Linked DNA regions of Homo sapiens: region 2 is linked to region 1. Evidence: read pairs that join two places in POLR2A ChIA-PET (ENCODE). Cell type or tissue: GM12878. All regions are shown on one strand. Links, peaks and the distances in the headings refer to the core of each region. The heading gives the core; the rest is flanking DNA. Region 1 overlaps LINC00887 (long intergenic non-protein coding RNA 887). Region 2 overlaps GP5 (glycoprotein V platelet).

Region 1 (5,373 bases), core at 145-5,144:
AGTCTAATTTAAAGATGAGTGATGGAGAGTTCCAAGGATTGAGCCTTGATGTTCTTTGTCATTCCTTCGCAGGAATCTGAAGAGAAGATGGCAAAAGAGTCTGAGAGGCAGTGGCCAGAAGGAGAAGGAAAGCAGGTGGATGTGAAGAAAGTGTTCAACGTGGAGGGAGGAACCAGCCATGTCAAATGATGCTGACAGCCAGGCAAGATGAGGACCAAGAAATGTCCACTGCATTTAGCAAAATGAGGACATTGGTGACCTTGACAAGAACAGTGTCAGGGATGACAGTGTGATTGGGGTGGATTCAAGGGAGAATGGGAGGAGAGAATTTGGAGATGATGAGTCCAGACAATCATTTTGGAAGTGGTAAGAACTGGGGCCATTCTCCTGGGGGAGGAAGTGGGGTCAAGACAAGGTATCTTTACATGGGAGAGATGGCAACATGGTAGCATGCTGCTAGGAGAGACCCCATAGAGAGGGAAAGATTGATGGTGCAAGGGACAGAAGGGAGACACTGGAGCGATGTCCTTGAGCAGCCAGGAGGGCATGGGATGAATGTTGCAGGGGGAGGGGCTGGCCTGAGCCATGGCGTGAAAAGTTCATCCACAGAACAGGAGAGGGACAGACACAAAACGCGGGCATGCGGTGAGGCAGCGGGTGAGGTGGGGACAGATGCTCGTGAGCATCTCTTCTGATTGCTTTTATCTTCTTCGTGAAGTAGGAAGCTGAGGCATCACCCGAGAAGAAGGCTCAGCGAGTCCGTGTAAGGCAAGCGGGACTGTAAGCTCCATGAGGACAGGAACCTTGTCTCTTGTTCGCCATCGCCCCGCTGTGTGAGCACAGTGCTAGGGATGTACTAGGTGTTCAAAAGGCATATATTGGATGATGAGCTAATGAATGGCAAAATGGGCAGATTATCACAGTACCTGAAACCACAGGACCTCACCCTAAATGGGCACAGGCCAGATGCCCAGTGCTTTTTTTTTTTTTTTTTTTTTGAGATGTGGTCTCACTCTGTTGCTCAGCCTGGAGTGCAGTGGCGCAATCACCAACCACTGCAGCCTCGACTTCCTGGGTTCAGGCAATCCTCCCACCTCAGCTTCCTGAGCAGCTGGGACTACAGGTGTGCACCACCACACCCAGCTAATTTTTGTACTTTTTGTAGAGACAGGGCTTTGCCATGTTGCCCAGGCTGTTATCGAATTCCTGTGCTCAAGTGATCCACCCACCTCCACCTCCAAAAATGCTGGGATTACAGGCGTGAGCCACCATGCCTAGCCTGCCCGGTGCTATTCTGATTCATACACTTATATTTATAGCCATCAAATCTCAGGGCTTCCTTGGGTCCCTGGGCGACCTCTGGCCAGTCTCTTTCCTGCTCTTGCCTCTCTCACCGAGCTTAGAAGAGGCTAGGCTTAGGGCTTCTTGTAAAATGACCAGCTTTCTCTAATTGAAGACCAGGGTACCCTATCACATTTGTATCTATTCTTTGCTCTTTTTCTCTTTCCTAGTGACCCTCATGTTGTCATATTTGTTGCCAAGCTCACTAAGGAGGGCACCACGGGACCAGGGTTGTCACCTCTAGGCAGAGGGGAAGCTTGAAAATGACAACACATGGCCCTAGGATGTTCATAGGCACCATCACAATTCAACTGCTTCCTCAAGGCCCAGGGAATATTTTTCTTTGCAAACTACTAGTATTCTATCAGTATGACTAGTAGTTTAAATTGTTTGGAATCTTCTGGTCCAAGGCAGAGCTGTGGGGCTGTGGAGGCAAAGTCCTGCCTGAAATGGGACCCCCTGCAGGGTGCCTGAAGTCTAAGGGTCTGGGTCCTCAGCCACGGATCACACAGCCTGGAGCCTGTGAGTGGGGAGCCCCTGCCACACTTCCCTCAGCCAGAATCCTAAACCCGCAGGAGTCCCGGGGCTCTGCGACACTCTCTAGCCCAACTCTCTTCAACACCAAACCCCTTATGCATCTGTCAGATGGTCCTTCAACTTCTGGGTGAAGTGCCGGTTTAAAAGTGAACTGCCAGAGAAGCAGTCGCTCCAGATGTCTTCAAAGGCCAGTGTCTGTAACCCCATCTGTTCTTACCTCAAAGGCCAGGCTCCCATCCATCATGATGGGGAGAGGTGGGAAAGGGCTGGCTGGTCCTGTCAACTCCGATAAACAGGTGAAACACTGGCCAGGTGTTCCTGGAACTGGGATCTCCCCTTTTCTCTCCCATGCTGAGCTGCTTCTTGGAAACATTCGCAAGAGGGTGACAGTCTTCCCTCCAGATCCCTTCTTCGTCCCCAGGGCACCAGAATAGCAGCTGACAGCCCCAGCACAAGTCCTTGGATTCTTTGTCATGTTTAAGAGGAGGCTGGCGGGTGGAAGATGGGAGAGGAATCCAATTATTTAGTCAATAAACATGTATTGAGAAGCCAGTGTGTGCCCGGCACCCTTCAAGATGCTTGGGATATCTGAGTGAATGAAACCCACAGGATCTGCTGCCTGTGGGGCTTGCATTCTAGTGAGGGGAAAGGTCAGAGTTCAGGCAGAGTCTTCCTGACACAACGGGCTTCCCTTCCCCCAGGGCAAGAGGGATCCAGCCAGGCTCCTGCTGGGCCAGTGGATCAGTCCCCGATCCACTCCCAGAGCAAGCAGCCGCAGTCAGCAGAGACCCCACCCTCCAGATCTGCCAAGCACATCGGCTGACTCCAGCCCCCAGAGCCACAGAGCCACTCAGCAATCAAGGAGAGTAGCTCCCAGCCACGGTTGGTGGCAACCCCAGGGCCCGCTGTGGGGGATGCTGTGGGTCCACTCCCTGCCACCTGCTTCCTGCCTGTGTAGCCACAAGGGAAATACCACCTTCTGAGAAGGGGGAGCCTGTCACCCAGATAAGCAGGTTTTGTGGGCCGCTTCCACAGGAAAACATGCTTTCTAAGAAGCCAGTCTCCTTCCTCTCGTTGTTTTCCTGGCAAGCAGAAGCAGCGTGAACACCTGCAGATCGCAGCGAGATGAGGTGGATTAAAGTAAACTCTCCTTACTGTTAAAACGCCCAGCATCCCCTCAAATGCTGGGGGTGGCTTCCCAAATATAATCTTTTTAGAGAAAAAAAAATGCCCACATCTACCACTGTTTGCAAGCAATTCAGACAACTTAGGTGTGTCTTCTCCCTGTTGCGGGCAATGAAAAAGAGGCTGCTGACATCTGTTTCCTTTAAGAAACTTGTAAAAAAATCCTCATGCAGATGCGCACGGTTGCTTGGCTATGAGCAAAGCAGCATGCCGTTCCTGACCATCCATGGGCCCCTCCTAACCTGAGCACTTGCTGGGGCCAGAAGACCCCTGCCCCAGGAGCTGGCAAGGGGGTACATGGTTCGAGGGTGGGTTTCTAGCTCCTAGGGTGGACCTTTGACCCAACCAACTCCTAATCAGCAAAAGCCAAACGAGACAAAACCACTGTGGGGAAACTTCTCCCTTTTTAAGCCCCAGCTTGTATAAATTAATTCTTTGTATACAACCATGAAAGGAGATCTGAGGTGAAACACAAGTCACCCCAATGGTGTAATGAACTTTCTGAAGCTTAAAAAAAGTCATCAAAACACGGAGGCAGTTGGGTGAGACATTTCCTCCAATGCAAAATCAGTTTCTACATCAATGATTCTCAGAATGGGGTAAGGTGGCAGGGGAGAGAGTATAATGAGTTTAGTGGCTTTTTCAAACTACCTGTGTGCCACTCCCATCCTCAATTCTAGAGATTCTGGCACACGCCCCAGGAAGCCTCTCCTGACCGAGAACTCCCGTCATGGTGAGTTCTTCTTACTCAGTGGTTCTTAAAGATGAGCTTGCACCAGAAGCACCTGCAGGGCCCGGTAAAGCCCAAACCGCTTGTTCCCACCCCCAGTTTCTGATTCAGTAATCCTGGGGTGGGGTCCAGAATTTGCATTTCTAACAAGTTCCTAGGCGATGCTGTTGCTGGTACCAGGGACTGCACCAAAAATCCTCCAGGTGTTTTGAGGCAGAAGATAATTAAGAACAACTGGGTTGAAAAGAAATTATTTGCTGTGTATTGCAAAAGAACAAAATCAAACCTCTTTGTAGCACCTCTTGATGCTGATGGCATGGCGGTACACTGAAGTATTGTGGGGGAAATGGCTGAGACCCCAAGGCTAGAGATAAACACATGACCCAGATTGTAGCTCCATCCCCCCCACTTGCAGATCTCGGACAGGCCAGAGAGTCCCCGCTGTGAGATAAAGTTTGGGGTTGTCAGCTGCTCATTTAGCTAGAGCACCGATGAAAGGAGAATAGGGCATGGATTCCATCTCCACATGGGTCAGGAAGCTTGTCCTGTCCTGTGGCTGTGGGCAGTGGCTTATCAGGGGTCGATCCTCAGGCCACTGAGCAGAAGAATGCAAGGGCAGCCACCCCTCACCAATGAGGCTACTCAGTGCCCACGCTCGACCCACCCCAGCTATGGCAGAAACTTTCCACCCAGAAGGAAAGGCCCCATTATTAGAATTCAGAAGGGACTTTGTGGCAACCAAACTTACAGCGTATATGCCAACGTCATGCCACACCCCAAAGGTCAGTGATGGTGCCAGTCATGATCTAGAAAGAAACTGGGCCTGCGGTTCCAGGGAAGAAAACCCACAGTCTGGGAAAAGTAGAATTTGAGAATTAACTTTGATTTCCTATTAATTCTTATCCCACATGGGATTACACTGTCTGGTAATTATAAGTGTGGGGTGGGGAAATCGATTCCTGTACTTCCTCCATAGAAGGGAACTTGTTTGTCAGAACTTCCAGGGCCTAGCACAGCCCTGGAACACACTAGGTCCTCAGTTAATGATAAATCTTTTACAGTCAGTGCCTCCCAGAGGGGAGAAAATACCATCAAAAGTCAGGACTTTGGGAGCCTGGGAACCTAGTGTTCATCTTAGAGAAGCTCAATGCCGTCTAGCACGGAATTCTGCAGCCGTGGAGCAAAGATTCCTTCCCCTAATTCTGTTGGCTTGCCTGGCTCTGCTCCTGAATATTTAATTGGAGTAATTAAGCCTATCACCAACAGGCTGTCAGTCCCAGCATTCAAAAACTCTCCTGTTGTTCTTCCAAAGAGTTAATGATCTTCAGGCCTTGAAAAGATCCTGCATTTTTGGCTGGTTATCAAAATCAACTAGAGAAGAGCTGATTTCAGGATGCTGACAGCCTTGCTCTCTTGCTCTGTGGTGGGGGCTGTGCTGGGCTAGGGGAAGAGGACTTGCATTCATACCCACAGACATTCCCACACACACACACATACGTGCACATCAACACCAACACCAAAACTTAGGTGTTCACTGATTTCATGAGGCGATTCATTTTCTGCTGGGTGGGGTGGGGTAG
Region 2 (5,373 bases), core at 374-5,373, 89 kb after region 1:
CAAAGTTCTGGGATTACAAGCGTGAGCCACTATGCCTGGCCTGGACTGGCATTTTAGACATCCTCAGGGAATATGAAGCTTCAGCAAAGCTCAGGTTATATTCTTACGAAAAGCATTAAATTATTTCTGTGTTTTATATAGCAGGTCCCTTCACCTTTTAGAGAGTAGTAAATCTAGCTTCTTTGTACAGACTTACAACTTATCTAAAGATTTCATCTTTTTACCTCATATTTGGGAGAAATTTCATGGATATATGTTGTCTGTTTTCCTATGCCTTCTAGCTCAAGCAACATATAGATCAATGTTAATTTTTTCTTTTTTAGATCTTATAAAAAAAAAAGCCAAAAACCCCACAATTCTTTGAAGAACGAAAGGGGGAAGCCAGCTGCCATGTCATGAGGACACTCAAGGGGTCCATATGGCAAGGACCCAAGGCTGCCTGCCGTGAGCCACCAGGGAACTGCCAACAGCGTGAGCGGGATATGTCGGAAGCAAATCCTCCAGCCGCAGTCATGATGATTAGAGCCCCAGCCAAGATTTTGATGGCAACCTCATGACAGACCCTGAGCCACAGCCACTCAACTAAACTACTCCCAAATTCTTGACCCTCAGAAACTGTGACGTAATGTATTTTATTGTTTTAAACCACCAAGATCTGGGGTACTGGTTATGCAACAATAAATACCGAATACACACATACAATAAAACCAGGCCACGAAGGTTTTCCAGGGGATTCTACAACACGTTCAAGGAAAAGATGATCCCAGTTTTTACGAACCATTCCAGAGAGAACGTCCCCACCCACTTTATGAGGCTGTATAACCTGATACCAAAACCAGTCAAGGATATTATTTTCAATGTATAAGCAAATCTCACTAATGAACAGATAGTAAAAGTTCTAAACAAAACAGCAAGCTGAATTCAGCAATATATTTTAAATACACATAGCATGGCTTGGTTTACTTCGGGAATGCAAGAATGAATTTACTTTTCCAAAATCTATAAATTTATTCACCATTTTAACACATTGAAGAAGAAAAATGATATGAGCATCTCAATAGTTAAGATAAAAATGGATAAAATCTAACTTTACTGATTATTTTAAAATATACTTAGCAAACTCAGACTAGAAACATCACATTTATTGATGAAACATTAGAGACCTACCCTTTGCAACCAAGATAGTTCTAAGGATGCTCACTGTTCTGCTCAACATTATAGTGGAGGTTTTAGCCAGTGCAGGAAGATATTTTAAAACAGAAAAATAAATCAATAATGGGTGTAAGGTTTTAATAGGAAGAAGCAAATTATCAGAATTATTACTAGACATAAGATAATTATGTAAAAATAAATTACATTCTTATATATTGGTAATAAAAATTAGAAAATACAACTTTTTTTATTTTTTTCTTTAGAAAATATAACTTTTTAAAAAGATGCCATCTACAATAGCAATGACAAATCAAAAAAGAGGAAGGATACCTAGGAATAAATCTAACAAAATCAGTGCAAGGTTTCTTTTTTTTATATACTTTAAGTTCTAGGGTACATGTGCACAACGTGCAGGTTTGTTACATATGAATACATGTGCCAGGTTGGTTGGCTGCACCCATTAACTCGTCATTTACATTAGGTATTTCTCCTAACACTATCCCTCTCCCAGCCCCCCACCCCCCGACAGTCCAGGCGTGTGACGTTCCCCGCCCTGTGTCCAAGTGTTCTCATTGTTCAATTCCCACCTATGAGTGAGAACATGCGGTGTTTGGTTTTCTGTTCTTATAGTGAAGGTTTTTATAAAAAAAATTCTAAAACATCACTGAAAGATTTAAAATGACGTAAATAAATGGGAAGATGAACCATGCTTACTGGCAAGAACACTAGGTATTGTAAAAAATACAGATTCTTCCCCAAATTAGTTTTAAATTTACTGCAATTTTTTTTTTTTTTTTTTGAGATGGAGTCTCGCTCTGTCGCCCAGGCTAGAGTGCAGTGGCACGATCTCGGCTCACTGCAACCTCCGCCTCCCGGGTTCAAGTGATTCTCCTGCCTCAGTGTCCCAAGTAGCTGGGATTACAGGCACCTGCCACCGCACCCAGCTAATTTTTGTATTTTTAGTAGAGACGGGGTTTTACCATCTTGGCCAGGCTGGTCTCAAACTCCTGACCTTGTGATCCACCCACCTCAGCCTCCCAAAGTGCTGAGATTACAGGCGTGAGCTGTAAGTTCTATTAAAATCCCAGCAGGGTTTTTCAATGGAGTTGACATGCTGACCCTGAAATATTCATAGAATTGCAAAGAACCAAGAATAGAAGAAAAACAAGGTGGAGAGATGACCCTATACCAAAAATTATTAAAGCTCCAATAATGGAGACCGTGAGTCTGGTATGGGACTAGACAAGTAGACCAATGGAGAACCCAGAAACCAACTCCCACAGCTGCAGAACCCAGAAACAAATGCCACGATCCAGCTCTCCTGCTCCACATCCACCTGGTGGTGTTGGAGGATCCATTGCTCTGGATTGTGAGCACAGAGTCTGGCCACCCAGGGCTGAGGCCATCCGCAGGGGAAGACAGACTGATGTGAATGTAACCTCCAGTCTGAGAAAGTTCGGACTTACCCTTATACACAGAGAAAAATACCAACTCAAAGCTCTTCTTTAGAAATCATGATGCCAATAATAATTGCTCATCCTTTAGTAATAATAGCTAACATTCATTAACATGTATTGCCTGCAGGCCGCTGGGCTAAGTCATTATATGCTTTATTGCCTTTAATTCTCACAAAAACTCTACGAAGCAGGTACTATGTTATCCTGTTTTAAGGTTCAGGAAACCAAGGCTTAGAGAATGTAAGCAGGTGTCTTACCCAAAGTCCCATGCAGTTAGTAAGTGGTAGAGCTGGGATTTGAACCCACAGTTGTCAACTCGCCAGCCCCTGTTTTAACCACTGCCTCTCATAAGCACAGACATTCAATTAAAGCAACAAAGGTTTTACGGCTTTCAGTTGGAAGAACAAATGAGACTGTGACAGCAGCTGAACTAGAATCAAGCTTATCATTATATTCATGAATACCAGTCACATGTTAACTGCTCCATAAATGCTTGTGAAATGAGGTGGCAGAGTTCCAGGAAATGCAAATCAATCCAGTTTCAAAATGACATGTTGCATGGATGTAAAGCAAGTGGAAACTCACAGGAGGCTCAGGAAACACGCTGGACCTACACTGGGCACCTGGAGGGAAGGCTCCGTGTTTTCTTCCTCTCTCAGCCTCACAGAAGTCGCTTATCCTGAAAATGCTCATGCATGAATGGAGTCCAGTGCTCTCCCAAGTAGCCCATAGGTCAGAGAGACATAAAGTGAGAAAAATGGAGCAAGGGAAAAAATGGCAAGAGCTCTACTTCTCAAATAAAATTCGATGAAGAGGGCCAGGTGTAGTGGCTTACGCCTGTAATCCCAGCACTTTGGGAGGCCAAGGCGGGCAGATCACTTGTGGCCAGGAGTTCAAGACCAGGAGTTTGAGATCAGCCAGGCCAATATGGCAAAGCCCCGTCTCTACTTTAAAAAGTACAAAAATTAGCCGGGTGTAGTGGCACACGCCTCTAATCCCAGCTACTCAGAACGCTGAGGCATGAGAATCACTTGAACCTGGGAGGCGGAGGCTGCAGTGAACTGAGACGGCCCACTGCACGCCAGCCTGGGCCACAGAGCTAGACTGTCCAAAAACAAAAACAAAAAATTAGATAGAGCAACAGCCTATCCTTTCCCTCCAGGAAAAGCCATCATCACTTGGATGGCATGTGTTCCTTTATCCACGCATTGATTTCACAAACATTTACCGGCTTACTCTGTGCAGGAGACAGGCCCCGGCCTGGAGCTGTCCCCTTACTCAGTAGACACTGAAGAGGCCCCTCTCTCCACCAGACGCCAAGCCAGGCACAGCGGAGCACGGATGGGTCCAACACAGTCCAGCGCCCCCGGCAGTGTCAGCGCACACCCGCGTGGGAGCTGGGGAAGGCAGGCAACCACAGTTTACAAACGTCAAGCTCAGTTTCCAGGAACGGGCGGGGGACACAGAGAGGAGGGGTTGCGGGCCTGTGAGAATGAAGAGCACAGAGCGGAGAGGGGGAGGAGGAGGGAAAGGAAGGCGTGGCAGTGAGAGAGAAGAGGAAGAAGAGAGGAGGAGTGGGGAGGGGAGGGAGAGCAAGACAGCAGCGGGTCTGGATTCCCCTCCGAGCCACATCTGGTCAGGTTCTAAGTAATTAGAAGATTTTCCCATTGGTTTACCCAAGGGCTCTCTCTCTGATTAATTTTCGAAAGAGTTGGCCAATTTTAATCATAGCAAACACGATGATCACGGTGATCATGGCCTGAACAGCTAAAAGCAGAAAATAAAACCCCCAGAACGGACTATGATCTTGACCTTTGCCCGTGGTCACCGGCTGGGCCCACACCCAGGGTTCTGAGCTGTTGGGAGCCAAGGCTGGGTGGACAGGGGCTTCCGAGGAGCTGTCCGCAGCGGGGCGGGGAGGCGGGCCCCGGGGGCCCGGGCACTCCGCGTCACCCCCCGGCAGGGCCCAGAGCGGCAGGCCGGCGTGCGCCCCAGGGCCTGCGCACCGTGGGGGCTCTTCCCCGCCCACGAGGCCTAGGTGCTGCCGCAGCCACCCCAGGAAGGGCCCCAGGCCACAGTCGCAGCGCCAGGAGTTGTGCCCCAACAGGACCTCCGTCAGCCGGGGCAGAGCCCCAAACACGTCGCCAGGCAGGGTCTCCAGCTGGTTGTGGTCGAGCTGGACGCTCTCCAGGCTGCTGAGATTGCGGAAGAGGGCACGGGGCAGGGCGCGCAGCCTGTTGCGGCGCAGGGACACCTGGCGCAGCTTGCCGAGGCCGCGCAGCAAGCCGTCGGGGAGGGCGGTCAGGCCGTTGGAGTGCAGGGCGAGCACCTGGAGCTCGCCAAGGCCCTGGAAGGCGCCCTGCGGAAGCGCGCTCAGCCGCGGGCTCAGAGTCACCCCTAAGTACCGCAGGCGGCTCAGGTTGCGGAAGGCGGCGGCGGGCAGGGTGCGCAGCTGGGTGCGGTTCAGCCACAGCTCCTGCAGGCCCCCCATCTCCCCGAAGAGCACCCCCGGGAGCTCTGCCAGCGGGTTCTCGAACAGAGTCAACAGAGTCAGATTGTGCGAATGAAGAAAGAGCGCAGAGGGGAGAAACGCAAGGTGGTTTCTCGAAAGCGTCAAAGAACTGAGGTTTGGGAGCCGGTCGAAGGCCCCGGGTGCGATGGAACGGATGTGATTTCGGTGGAACTGCAGCTCCGTCAGGGCGCCCAGGCTGTTCAACAGCCCCGAATCCAGAGACACAAGGCGGTTCGAGTGGAGCAGAAGTCT

Evidence for each region. ChIA-PET counts read pairs that join two places held together with the same protein. Peaks named below come from ENCODE experiments on the same cell type or tissue, not always from the same donor. Only the 100,000 strongest peaks of a DNase experiment are listed, where the experiment ranks them.
Region 2: POLR2A ChIA-PET joins it to region 1 with 6 read pairs; 2 of 35 experiments call an interaction of 5 or more read pairs at or near these places.

What each region holds. Positions count from the first base shown.
Region 1 is chr3:194,303,662-194,309,034 of GRCh38, forward strand. LINC00887 (long intergenic non-protein coding RNA 887) reads right to left here. Exons shown (of 3, transcript NR_024480.1): 2 at 2,096-2,366; 3 at 1-76. Among named protein-coding and RNA genes, the nearest start is that of LINC00887, 6.5 kb to the right of the region's middle. RefSeq lists enhancers at 3,251-3,490, 4,001-4,150. In GM12878, for the core only: no CTCF peak of the experiment used is centred there; DNase peaks (open chromatin) are centred at 2,850, 3,220 and 3,760; H3K4me3 peaks cover 964 bases; H3K27ac peaks cover 3,106 bases.
Region 2 is chr3:194,392,319-194,397,691 of GRCh38, forward strand. GP5 (glycoprotein V platelet) reads right to left here. Exons shown (of 2, transcript NM_004488.2): 2 at 2,503-5,373. The coding sequence ends at 4,282. Among named protein-coding and RNA genes, the nearest start is that of GP5, 4.3 kb to the right of the region's middle. RefSeq lists a silencer at 4,849-4,898. In GM12878, for the core only: no CTCF peak of the experiment used is centred there; no DNase peak of the experiment used is centred there; H3K27me3 peaks cover 275 bases.